Linked DNA regions of Homo sapiens: region 1 is linked to region 2. A link is a loop called in an ENCODE intact Hi-C map of the cell type or tissue named here. Cell type or tissue: A673. All regions are shown on one strand. Links, peaks and the distances in the headings refer to the core of each region. The heading gives the core; the rest is flanking DNA.

Region 1 (6,254 bases), core at 1,255-6,254, 200 kb after region 2:
ATCCAACAAAGATTTAGGGGCAGCTACTCTACCTGGGGCTGGGGCATGGCAATGAGCAAGGCTGGGTTCCCACACACCATGAGGTCAGGTCTGGTGGGAGAGCCGGGCAAGCAACCACCCACAGTGCATTTACACAGTCACCATGGCCACAGTAAAACACTGCCCCACAGTCCTGGGAATGATATCCCAGCCAAGGACCGAGGAATGTGAGGAGTTGGCCAGGTGGAGGCAAGAGGAAGTGCCCAGTGATGGGAGTGGAGCCTGCAAGGGCCTCAAGGGAGGATACTGGGTGACTGGGGCCACCCGGGGTCTCAACATGAAGTGGCACCTTCTGTAACTGGAAATCGCAAGCTCGCCTTTGCCGCAAGGCTAGCAGCACGTGGAGCTGCCTGAGCAGTCCTCCCTGGGTGTGCAGTTTGCAGGGGCCTCTCGCCCGGCTGACCTGCAAAGAATTGTTTTGAGACCTCCCTCGCAGTGTTCACATTTTCACATTTTCTATCTTTTTTAAAAAATGTAAAAAGAGTTGCAGATCCTCCTGTAGTAGCACCCTGTCAAATTCTTTTCCCATCTTGTCCCTCACTTCACCTCCCATTCCTTCCACCTTGTGAACTCCGGCCCCTCTGGTTCCAGACGATTCCAGGTCTCCATCAACAAGTTTGCATGAAGACAAGAAAAGGAAAAGCACTCGTCTCTGTGCACAGCCCTCAGCGGTACACAGAACATGTTTCCCCAGAGGAGCCCAGTACGATGCCAACGTTAATTTACAGCCTGCAGATCCCTCATCACAATTGTAGTTACATCATTATTGGTGCCATTTGGGGGGTAAGTTTTCAAAGATTCTGTTTTGGTGGTTTGTGCACATTGAGTGCAGAGATGAGTTTATATTCCACAATATACAGACTATGCCCTGTCTACTTCTATATTAAAATTTATAGATCTATTGATGTCAACATAGGTATAAGTACAAATGACACAGAGATAGAGACATACAGCTCACTCCCTCATTGCTTATTCCCATCCTCATTTCCTAGATGCACACGGGAGCCAACTCCACCGTATTTGATACATTGAATATGCACGTCCTTAAATATGCACATCTCTTTGTAAAAGATGTAGTGGTGTTTGGTAGATATACATATGCCATAAATTATGTGAGTTACATCAGATGTTAAATCTCATTCTGTTTCTTCTTCGTTTTCACTTGACCATAAGTTTTCAAGATGTACCGTGTTGCTCTAGCTACAGCTAGATTATTGCTTCTCAGTGCTGCCTCGTGTTATTCCACAGTTTGTTTCCACCTTATTTTATTTCCAGCTCTCTGTAGTGGACACCAAGTTCCCACACCTCATTGTATCATAAACAGACAGGCAATCCCCTGCGAGTATCTCCTGATGGATCTGGATCAGGGTTCCTCCAAGACGCTTAGGAGGAGTTGGGCAGCTGGTACCAGGCCAACCCACACACTGCACTGGGCCGAGTCCTCTGGGGTGGCTGCAGCAGTCCACACCCCAAGGCTCCCGTTAGCCCACAGCCTTCTCAATATGTGAACCCATCCCTGGTCTGATTGTTGCTATTCTGTTGCATGTAAAGCACTGTCTTGTTTTAATTTTAACTTGCATTGTGAACATGTTTTCATGGATTTTTTAGTCATTTGGGCTTCCATTTCTGTGAATTGTTATTCATTACCTTTATTCATTTTCCTATTGCAGCGGTCTCTCTTTTCCTTGTATTTTGAAGGAATTCTTACTGGCTTTGCCTACTCCTATTGGTTTTCCCTACTGTAACCCTCACTGAACAGAAATCCCTAATTTAAGGTAATCTAATGTCCACCTTTACACTTTAAGTTATGATTTGACAACTTTGTTCAAGTAATTATTTGCTTAATCTCTGCCATCCCCAGTAGACTCCAAGGCTAGGAACCATGGCAGTCTTGTACCACTCAGTATCCAGAAGAGCATTTATTCATTCATGAATAAATATTTGGGGAAATGAATGAGACCAGCACCTGGCACATTGTACACACTCAGTAAAGGGAAGCTCCTATTTTGAATGAATGAGATTTTCTCAGGGGAAAGCTCTAAATAAATGTAATGAAACAATCTTCTGCAGAGAGAAACACAAAATCAAAACCAAGAAAACTGAAGCTAAAACGGTAAGCAGGAAGGACCTCCTGGATTTCAGAAAAGGTTTGAATGTTTTCATCGAGCACAGAAAGCCTTTGTGATGCATGGATCCAGATCTCTCTCTGACTCAGGAATGACATTGCCACTGCAGGGTCTTTGTTTGTTTTGGCTTTAAAATAGAGATGTGACAGTTATGCATGGATGATGCAGAAGTCAGGATGATGCAGAAGTCAGGATGATGTGCCAGGTTTGAGTGACTCACATGCAATACAGTGAGACTCTCTTCCTGGAATCCCTCTACAATATGTGACTAGCTCCTCTAATTCCAGAACCATGTTCCATGAGCACACCATTGCCTTCTCTGGATTCTTTGGGAGTCATCTGTGAGATCTTAATCATTACAATTGGATTGTCTTACTATCTAAAGTTTTATAGAAGGAAAAATAAATCACATATTTAGCAGAGTTTCAGGAAGGGTCACCCACCCCCATTCTTTCCCCTACTATTGGGAAACTGCCTGATGCCAGAGAGCAGCACAGACGTGGGACACAGATCAGGCCCTCATGAGCCAGTGAGGATCAAAGGACATCTCGGGAGGATCAACTTCCAGCGTGAGGGGCTCCACTGAGCTGGTCCCCAGGAAAAATGGTGAAAATTGGTTTAAAATACACAATCAGTAAAGATTTCCAAAAACAGTAGCAAAAAGCAAATGAAGAGACATCTATTCAAGAAAATGTATAAAACATAGGTGAGAAAGGCACATATCTAGGCATATACTCAGGAGAGTCTATGATGTTAGAACCAGGACAGCTCCTTTCCTCCTCGCTCTCAGCTAGGTAAGGCAGAGACTCCACTCCACACTGCCTCAGCCAACAACACAGGGCTCCCTCTCCCCTCTGTTTCCAGTCAGAGAGCTTTCTTCCTGCGAGGAGTTGGATGTCAGCATTTCTCATCCTGCCCCCGCCACCTGCTGCTGAGGCTAAGTGCTGGGTGAATGCAATCGAAAAGTGGAGACTCCACTCTTCCTTCCAGCTTCCACTCAGGAGTTGAGGCTCTACCTTGGGCACAGTGCACTGAAAGTACTGCAGCCTGATAGCAACTCTTCCAACTCGGGAGGTGATGGTTCCACACCAGGAGAGGACCCCAGGATACCGCCCCCCACCCTGCCAAGCATTCAGTTACTGGAATGGGGGTATCCCTCAGAAAGAAGCTTGTCATTGTCCCCACCCCCAGCTCCAGAGCCCTGGCTCAGAGATTTTTGCCTGGAGGCCTGGGGGAGGGGAGAAGTTAGAGAAGAAGCAGGTCTGAAACAGATAACTCCTATGTCTTCCCAAAGGAATTAATTTCATTTATAACAGAGTGTGCAGAAGTTCAAGTTCAAGAGCACTCTTAAGAATGGTGGAGGTTGTGGTGAAAGCAGTTGGGAAGAGATTCATGGATTTAATGAAGACACAGCCTAGACTGTAGGCTGGCTGGCTTGTAGGAGAGAACTGGTGAATAAGACAGCTGGACAGGAGCCCTCCTAGGGTCAGAACAAATATCAAACACAAATCTCAGACTATTTCTGAAAAGGAGCCATGATTTCACTGGTTTAAGCTGAAGAGCAATTTATGCCCTTAGAACATTATTGAAAGGAAGCATTATGCAAATAACCAATAAGTACATGAAAAGATGCTTGACATCATTAGTCATCAGGAAATTGCAAATACAGATCACAATGAAATACTACTGCACACCCACCAGGATGGCCATAATAACATAGTCAGATAATAACAGGTGTTGGCAGGGATGCGAAGAAATTTGAAGCCTCATACACTGCTAATGGGAATTTAAAATGATGCAGACACTTTGAAATACAGTGTGGAAGTTCCTTAAACAATTAAATGCAGATTTACCATATGACCCAGCAATCCTACTCCTAGGCATATACCCAGGAGAAATGAAAACATATGTCCACACAAAAACTTGTATGTGAACGTTCATAGCAACATTGTTCATAATAGACAAAAGGTGGGAAAAACCCAAATACCCATCAATTGACAAACGAAGTGTGGTATAGCCATACCATTCCATAAAAAGCAATGTAGTACTGATACGTGCTACATCATGGATGAAACTTGAAAACATGCTAAGTGAAAAAAACAGGCACAAAAGACCACATATTATATAATTGCATTTAAATGAAATGCCCAGAATAGGGAAATCTATAGAGACAGAAAGTAGACTAGAGATTGCTTAGGACTGGGGGAGGCATATGGAGAGATAGGAAGATGAGCTAAAAGTTCTTTCTGGGGTGATGAAAATGTTTTAAAATCGGCTGCAGTGATAGTTATGCTAAAAACCGTTAACTTGCAGACTAAATAGTTAAACTTTATAGTATGTGAGTTATATCTTAATAAAGCTGCTTTCAGAAGTCTTAAGCTGTTTCCATGAGTAGACATATAGAACAGTCTCATTTTTATGATGACTTCATAGCATTCCACAGCACAGATGTGCCATGATTTTGTCTTAACCACTACCCTAATGACGGATACTCATGCTGTTTCTGATTTTGCACTATTACTGACAATGAAGTAAAGAACGCCTTGGCAGTACTTCCTTGTGTTCATATGTAGACATTTAGTGGGCTGTTTTCCTAGATCTTTTAGCCCACAGAAGACTAGAGTTATTGCTAAAGATTTTAAAAGTTAAATAAATAATTGTCTTCTGAGAGCAACATGACAGGGTTTTGTCTGCTACGGCAATCCTGGCTCAAGCCTTCTGTGATCGGTTATCAACATTTATTCATTTGGCTATTCCTGTCATCTTTAATTTGTCAGATTTATTAACGATCAACTTTAGCCAGGCCCTCGACTGCATGCTGACGATCTAGGCAGGATCTCAGGCTGGGGCAGGGTAGCGGGGTGTGGGTAGGGGTGGTGAACAGGTGACTGCAACACTCTCTGGTGAACACCAAGCACTCAACCCAGCTTCCTGAGGGTGCTCTGTCCTCCAGAATGGCTGGCTAGCCAGGCTCACACCAAGCCCTTGGCCACCACCATGCCCCACAGACAGACAGATCTAGTCTTCCCATATATAAGAGTTATAAGAGTAATCGTGGCAACATATGCTTAATAACATGAAAATACACACTACATGCACACACACACACACACACGAAAAAAGTCTAGGAGCACACAAATGCCCATCACAAATAGAAGGATGGGCAACTGTGGCATGAGCATCTGAAGGAACAGCAAGGGAGCAGCACAAAGCTGCAGCTTGGAGTGTGAGGGTTCGCTTGTGTTCATGTGAAATCGCTCCACATGAACACACAGGGCACGGCAGCACCCCTAGAAAGGGGCCCAGATGACGAACAGGATGGGAGAGACTCACTGTTCAGCATACCCTCTGCATCTTTTGGATTTTGTAGCATGTGCATATTTAAAGGAGTAACAAGATTACTCCTTCAGGGGCTCCCGTTGCCTCCACAGTGAAATCACACTTTCAATACATGATGAGACTGCGTCTTCACCTTCTCCCAGCGCATCCTTATTTCACTTCTTCCTTCTTCCTGGGCACCCCTCCAGCTGCAACTCCTGGGTGGAGCATGCCTTTCCCTCATTTGCATCTGCCTCTTTGCCTTGGAGGTACCCTCAGGCCACTTGGAGAAACCTCCTCTGGCCCCTTGACTACTCTGGGGTCCCCTCGACTACTCTGGGGGACCCTCTGAGCTCAGAATTCCCCTAGAGGAGTACCCCTCATCCAAACTGGCAGTGGGGCCACCAGACCCCAACTTCCTGGTTCAGGGCTTGCAACATGGTAATGTCAACCAAAATTAAGGCTGCCGAGGCAGAAATAAATTCATGAAGGCTTACTGGACACCAAATGTGACGATCATCCAAGGAAGACATGTCAGCAGAGTTAGGCATGCTCCACAGTCGGCCACACGTGGAAGGATTTTCTGGGAAAGCTGAGGAGAAGGGAGGGGAGGACTCATGCCGGAGCTGTCCGCTTCACTGCAAGCTCCAATGCAGGGGTTCGGTCATTGGCCACGGACAGCAACACACAGACTAAAAGGCCCTACATGCAAGACAAGCAGCAAAGCTTCATGATTTAGAAACAAATCAGTGTTTTTTCAGCGTCAGTGGG
Region 2 (7,903 bases), core at 1,806-6,805:
TGCTTCTGCTCACCCTCTGTGGGCTGCACCCACTGTCTAACCAGTCCCAATGAGATGAACCAGGTACCTCAGTTGGAAATGCGGAAATTACTCACCTTCTGTGTTGGTCTTGCTGGGAGCTGGAGACTGGAGCTGTTCCTATTCGACCATCTTGGCCCCTCCCCTGTTGTTTAGTTTTTAATGAACTTTCCATTTTAGAGTAGTTTTATATTTACAGAAAGGCTTTGAAGAGAGTACAGAGTTCCCACACACCTCACACCCAGTTTTTCCTGTAATTAGCATCTTATATTAGTATAGTACATTTTGCACAATTAATGAGTGAATACAGTTAGGTATTATTAACTAAAATGCACGCTGTATTCATATATCCTTGGTTTTCACTGCATGTCCTTTTTCTGTCCCAGGACCCCACATTACATTCTGTCATCATGTCTCCTTAGGTGCCACTTGGCTGCAACAGTTTTGCAGTCTTTCCTTGCTTTTAAGGACACTAAGAGTTGTAAGGAGTACTGATCAGCTATTTTGTTGAGCATCCACCGGAGGGATTTATCTGCCATTCTTCTCGTGATTAAACTGGGCTTATAGGTTTTGCAGAGAAAGACCACAGAGGAAAAGTACCATTCTCATCATGTTATATCATGGGTATACACTATCAACTTTACTAACCACTGTTGGTGTTGACCTAGAACACCTGGATATGGCAGCTTCTGTCAGGTTTCCCCACTGTAAAGGTATCCTTTGCTCTCCTTTTCCATAGGATACTCTTTGGAATGAAGTCACAATGCATAACCCACAAGTACAAGGCTGGGAGTTACCTTCCACCTCTTTGAAGGTGGATTCTTCTGCATGGAAGAGCTGTCTATTGTCTCCCATTTGTTTATTTATCAATTATTTGTTTATATCAGAATGGACACATAGATATTTAGCTTATACTTTGAGTCATAATTCAATACTCTCTTATTTAATTTTGTTCTCAGTTTTCTCCAGCTTTGTCCATTGGAGCTCTGTCAGTTAGCTCCTGTGTGTTTTGACATTTTCCCATCATTGTTGGGGTAATTCAACTATTGCTTTCATTAAGCTTCTGTCTATAGTGAAGTCATTGTGTCCCAACATTAGGTAACAAGAGCATATGCTTCTTCCCAAACTGCGAGAGTTTAAACTTTTCCTACAAGCAGCGATAGCATCAGACTTCACAGCTGTGAGTCATCCAGCAGCAGGTGAATGCAGAGAGCACCATAATTTCTTTAGTGGTATTAAAGATCAGCTGTCAGAAGTGAATCTACCCCCCAAAATCAGGCTGGATGTGCAGACCACAGCAAGAATGTCCTATGCCCAGGGACACCTGCACAGCAGAGGAGCATTTGCAACATGACGCATTTGCTGCTGGAACCTCTATTGAGGCAACTGTCTCAGCCACGGCCTCGGAGGATGAAATGAGCCAACTGGTTCACAGAGACAATTATAGACCACTGGATTTCTGGAAATGCAGCAATTCTCACTGCCTCAGCTGGACAGAGGAAGTGCATGTGAAGCAAATTTGCAAATCCCACCCCATCCCTGCAGGACCACAAATGTTTCCCCATACACTGAGTACAAGCAGTGTTTTAGGTAGGGTCAGGAGCTTTCTCTCAGCCTCTGCAGATGGGGAGAGGGTGAGCAGGAATGAGAGACTCGGAGTCTTAAGTTGAGAGAGTGATTTTGAGATTGCTCTGGGGAAAAAGGAAATTTCCCTAGGTCTTCCAACACTTTTGAAGGCATCTCATTCACTCGGTTAATCTTCGGCACAATATTCACTGACCATCACTTCATGCCAGGCAGGTATGAGAGTGCAGAGAGCCCAGCCTGCGAGGAGGGCTGCCACAGTGCCCTCCAGAGAGGGCAGTGCTGTGCTTAAAAATGAACAGACGGACTGCTGTGGAAAGCAGCATGCAGTTCCTCAAAAAGTTAAAAATAGAACTATCATATGATCTAGCAATCCTATTTCTGGTATATTCCCAAAATAATAGAAAGCAAGGTGAGGCCTCGGGAAACCCCAGGGTGCACCCAGCCTGGCCTGGGCCTGAGATTTTCAAAAGAAAGAGTAAGAGTCCATCTAGTTTTGGTCCCATTCAGAGCAACTCCACCAAACCAGGGAGAGATCAGCAGTACATTACACAGTGACCATGCTCCGAAACATAGCATTCCTCACAACTGACCCAGGAGCTGTAACCCAGCCTGAGAGCTCAGGCGGCCGTCCCCTCAGGGACCCACACCCCCACCCAGCTCTCTCCTGTGGACATCCCCTGGCTTACCAGCAAGCAGATGGGTCGCAGTAGTACAAAAATTCACAGGGAAAAGTGAGTGTTATGAGACACAAATGATATAAGTGTGAAAATACTTTGAAAAAGATCCAACACTCCTAATCATGTAAACCATCTTGTGTCATAACCATTTTATTAATATTTATGTCAGTTGTCATGCAATTTGTCAAACTCCTCTCTGCTGATTTTTTCCCATTGATTTGTACTGGGGCTGGGATGAAGAAATGAAGTAAAATGTGTAAGAATCCCAGAACTAGAAGCTTGCACTTGACAGCCACCCCAAACCAGATGATGCTGTGAAAAATGGCTACTGTGCATTAGCAGTCAGCCCCAATTCCTGGGGAGTAACTTATGGAAAAATAAGTGCTGGAATGGAGTATGCAGTAAAGTCTCCTGAAATGAGATAATTCATGCAAACTACTCAGAACAGTGCTTGGCACATAGTAAGTGCCCAATAAATGTTCACTATTATTGTTGTAAATATTAAAGTCATTTTTATACTCCAGAGGGATCCTCTATTTCCTTATATGACACTGAGCATTCCTCTGGAGAACAGTAAGTAACACTTTGCTGTGGGTTAGATTTGCTGTCTTCTGCTTTTTTCAGCTGGCATGACTTTTGGCGTTAGGCCAGATCTGGATTCTAACCCCAGCTCCCTGGCTCACAAGCCCTGCCACCCTGCGGGAGTCACTTCACACCAATGAGCATTCACTCCTGGTTTGTGAAAGGGTAGTAAATGCAGCCGGCCCCTTCTCCAGAGCTGAGGCTGCAGTCCACCAACTGCTTCCTCTGCACGTCCACTGCGTTCTCCTCTCTGCCAACGCATCCCCTCAGCTTACCCCTTGTTGCTGCTTCCTGGGATTTCCAGCCCATCTAGGTTCTCAGCTCACCCCCACCAGCTCTTCCTGACCATTACTCCTGAGACAGTTTCTCCTTCCACCTCTCCACATGTGTCAGAGATTCCTGCTGAGCCTTTGGGTGGGCGCCCTTGGATCATGACTCCCCTGGGTACCAGCGGGACTTGGCTGGGTGCAGGGGTGGCATTTGGCGAGGAACACAGCCATCCAGGGCTGAAGGGCTGTGGCCACAAGGCAGACAGCTACATCTAGCTCACTCTTCACTCATCACAGCCGCGTCACTTCTGTTTCCTCTGTCATTGGTGCCCTTCCCTGACTTTCTGCCTTGGAAACTCCTACTTTTCCCTCAAAGCCCAGCTCTGCTGTGCCTTTCTCTCTGAAATCTCCCCTGAATTCCCCTCCATGGCTGGCTGAGTGGATGCACCACCCTCTGTCATTCTAGAATTCCTCCCACAGGACCCGTGAACTTGTGTTCCCCAGGGCACTGTGTGCCCTGTCACAGAGGGGACCACATATATGTCTGTCGTGTAATACGTGATTCCTATCACTCACTGGCTCCAGGCTACCCTGCAGCGGTTCCAGTCTTGCTCCACATCAGCACTCCCGAGGGGCCGGGAGGCTTTAGGAGAGAAGATATGAACTCCAGATTTGGCTGGGTGAGGAAACCCCATGTGTGTGAACAGGAAGGAAATAGCATGAGAGTGCTGAGAACACAGCGGGAGAGAGAAACCCAAGAGAAGAAGGAATGCTGAATACTAAACTAACAGCTCTCCAGCTAAGAGTTAGTGAATGCAGGCTACAAATCAGGCAGCATGCCAGGTACATGAAATTTTTTTAATTGCTTTGTTCTGGAGATATACAAAATATGAAATAGGCCATTTCCTCAAAGGCTCATATAGTCTAATATATGAAGCCCAAAAAAGAGTGTTGGCAAGAACATGGGCAATGGCCTAATGGACTGGGGTGGACTACCCTGGGGGCCCAGGTCCTAGCACACAGAGGTCTCTAACCTGCGGCACGCATTGGGCCTCACTCCCTGCAGCCTTCTGTTTCTCTTCTGACACACTGGGAGGAGACACTGAGTTCCCTGTCATCATCAAGCTTTGCCCAGCTCCTTGAATGATTAGGATAGAACTGGACAGAGAGGTGGGCGTCTGTGCCTCTCTCTTTAGTGCTGTGAGGATCTTCTTGATCTGGCCCTTGCTGAGGCGGCGAGCAGTGTTCTCAGATGCAAGTGTGACAGTGCACCCGAGAGCATGCCTGGAGCTTTCCCGGGGCACTGCCCACCCCAACCCAAAAGGGGCCACAGGTCACCCAGTGAGAAGCCTGAGGACAAACACAAGGTCATTTCCCCTCCTTTGTTGATTATGGTCCCCAACAATTATTATGGGATGTGGATTACTGTGGTGATAAACTGGACACATGGAAACTGAGTTTAAAAATCACTGTAAGTTGACAAGTGGGACCCAGTTAAACTGAAGAGCTTCTGCACAGCTAGAGAAACTATCAGCAGAATAAACAGACAACACACAGAATGGAAGAAAACATTCACAAACTCTGCATCTGACAAAGGCCTAGTATCTGGAATCTGTAAGGAACTTAGATAAATCAACAAGAAAAAAAAAACCTTTAAAAAGTGGGCAAAAGGACATGAACAGACACTTCTGAAGACATACAAGTGGCCAAGAAGTGTGAAAAAATGCTCAGCATCACCAATCACCAGATAAATGCAAATCAAAACTGCAGTGACATACCATCTCAAACCAGTCAGGATGGCTTTCGTTAAAAAGTAAAAAAAAAAAAAAAGTCGGTAAGGTTGAGAAGAAGGAGGAAAGCTTATACACTTTTTATACACTGTTGATAGGTGTGTAAATTAGTTTAGCCACTGTGAAGAGCAATTTGGAGATCTCTCAAAAAACTAAAAGTTGAACTACCGTTCAGCCCAGCAATCCCATTACTGGGTGTGTGCCCAAAGGAAAATAAATTGTTCTACTGAAAAGACTCATGCACCTGTATGTTCACCACAACACTATTCACAATAGCAAAAACATAAAATCAACCTAGGTGCCCATCAGTGGTGGACTGTATAAAGAAAATGTGGTCCATATACATCATGGAATACTATGCAGCCATAAAAAGAACAAAATCATGTCCTTTGCAACAACATGGATGCAGCTAGAGGCCATTATCCTAAGCCAACTAGTGCAGGACCAGAAAGCCAAGTACCACGTGTTCTCATTTATAAGTGTGAGCTAAACATTGAGTACATATAGACACAAAGAAGGGAACAACAGACACTGGGGAATACAAGGGGAGGGAGGAGAGGGGGGCAAGTGTTGAAAAACTACCTATTGGGTACTGTGCTCACTTCCTGAGTGATGGGCTTAATCGTACCTGAAACTCCAGCATCACACAATATACCTTTGCAACAAACCTGCATATGTACCCCTGGAATCTAGAATAAAAACTGAAAAAGAAAAAAACAAAACTCTTTTAAAAATGGCAGTGTAAAAAGTGCCATGCTATCAGGATGCATAGATGATGGTAGAGTGATCAAGCCTTGCCTCTCTAACCTAGACTTAGCTGGCACATTAGTCACACCCATTAAGCATCATGAACCAACAATGCCTGGGGAGAGTTGATAAGCCAGATCTGTCTCTGGCTTTCATGGCCATGACCTCTGGGATGGCTCCCGTTGTCGCTAATAGTAAAGGGCATAGGAAGGCAACCCTGGGGTAGAGGATGCACAAGGAGCTGAGGAAGCACCAAGTAGGGACCACCCAGCCAAGCAGAAGAAAAGAGTGGAGAATCATACCTCGGAGACAGGACCTGGGCTGAGTCTAGAAGAAGGATTGATGAATAATCCAGATATATCAACAGTCACAAGATGTTCTAGGATGACTGCAGGGCCCATGTGAAGACATTGCAACAGGATGGGGATCTGCAAGAGCTTTTGCATGGACATTGTTTGTGGGGGTTTGGGGGCGATGAGGAGTGAAGGTAAAAGAAAATAATCTAGTGATGGAGACATGAGCTGGATCTTAGAGGGCCTCCCAGGCTATACCCAGAAATTTGAATTCTTCTGAGGCATTAGAGGATCACCGGGAATGTTAAATACAATAAGTAACAATAATCAGTTTACCTTTGGCATAGACTACTATTTTGGATTCTTCTGCTGAAAGCTATAGAAAATCCTGATTCATTTGGTTTAAGTATAAAGACAATATTGTCTCGCCTAACAAGAAGTCTGAAGTTAGTAGCTGGTTAACTCAACAGCTCAAAAATATCATCAGAAACCAAGATTTTTTTTATCCTACTCCAATTCATAGATCGACATTAGTTTTATCTTTTTACCCTTCATGCTGGATTGTTCTTGTGAGATAATTCCTCTTGATTGCAAGATGGCTGCAACAGTTCCAAACTTTCATCCAACATCCCATGCTGATTATCCCTCAGTTCTTTTTATTGGAGGGAAGAAAACCTTCCCAGGAACACTGCACCACCACCCCCAACACAGCACACTACCCCTGTGTCTCCCGGCCAGATTTGCAGCCTACTCTCCTGCTTAAATGAATTACTGGAAAAAAGCCTGAGGTCACTGGGCTGATTTATACCAATCCAGATGAGCTCTCTGAGGCTGGACAGCTCAGGGCTCACAGAAGAGAATGGATACCTTAAAAATTGGAATTATGTTGAAAAAGAGGAAGGGATGGGGTGAATTTTGAGAAGACAGCTAGTTGGGTCTGCCATAATCACTCAGAGTGCAGGTGAAGACCCAAAGTAGGAAATCCTTGCTCATGTTAAAGGGCCTCATGTGTGGTGATGAGTGAAGAAAAGGCAAATTAGGGTGACTTTAGGGATAAAATAAAAGCGACTTTGTGGGAGGATTGTGAAGACCTCCCACCAAGCAGCAGTGCCTCCCCTGGATCTGCTTCCGCATCCACCAGCCACCAGCCCCATGTATTTCCAGAAAACTCAGGAAGATAGAAACCTGGCCAGAAGCTGCATCAGCATGAAACCCATGGTGGCAGCCTGGGGCTGGAAGCTACTGCAAAGGGTGAAAGGTGCTCAGCCTGGATGGTGCTAAATTGCTGTTTGTCTGATTTTGCACTTTGACAATAAGGATCTTGGAGGAATCACAGCTAAATGACTTCCAGAATAGAGTGCATACAGCTTCAAAATCTGAGTGCGTTCGTAATGACTGCATGCCCTGCGAATTCAGGCAAACACTGTTTACATACACATGGGAAAGACAGAGTTTTCACTGCATGCAATTTACATTAATGAATATAATTTTACTAATACAGTCAAACTCTAACATTTACAAGTGCAAATAGCTTAACCAAGGTCAGGTGCATCTACCTCCCAGCTGTTTGAATAAAGCAATATTTGGAACCTCCAACTCTCACATAAACCTAAATATTTTTAAAAATACCTTTTCTGCAATTTTTTTCAGTTTCAACTGTATTCAGTTACAAGTGTAAATATGGCTGACCTTCCTCGTGTCAGGCAGCATGGACTTTCTTTATTGGAACTGTGAGAACCTTGAATCCAGAGGAGGTTATCGAGTGTGCTGGAGAGGTCAGAATTCTAGGCAGCATCAGGGAAACCCAGAGTCAGGGTTAAGGGACACCGTCAGCTTGGAAAGGAAATGAGCCCACGAGGCTCCTGATGTCTGGTATAATATGGTGACATGAAGACTGAAATCAGTCCACACAAGTTAAAACAACAGAAGCTGAGACATTT

What was found. Peaks named below come from ENCODE experiments on the same cell type or tissue, not always from the same donor. Only the 100,000 strongest peaks of a DNase experiment are listed, where the experiment ranks them.
Region 1: it touches region 2 in a loop (3-fold over the local background); 1 of 110 quality-filtered maps calls a loop at or near these places.

What each region holds. Positions count from the first base shown.
Region 1 is chr2:129,799,419-129,805,672 of GRCh38, forward strand. LOC107985945 (a long non-coding RNA gene) reads right to left here. Exons shown (of 3, transcript XR_001739711.1): 2 at 5,981-6,185. Among named protein-coding and RNA genes, the nearest start is that of LINC02572, 75 kb to the right of the region's middle. In A673, for the core only: no CTCF peak of the experiment used is centred there; a DNase peak (open chromatin) is centred at 3,813; H3K27me3 peaks cover 1,522 bases.
Region 2 is chr2:129,602,883-129,610,785 of GRCh38, forward strand. No RefSeq gene overlaps it. Among named protein-coding and RNA genes, the nearest start is that of LINC02572, 270 kb to the right of the region's middle. In A673, for the core only: CTCF peaks have their summits at 1,858 and 4,217; DNase peaks (open chromatin) are centred at 2,979 and 3,809; H3K4me3 peaks cover 853 bases; H3K27ac peaks cover 2,762 bases.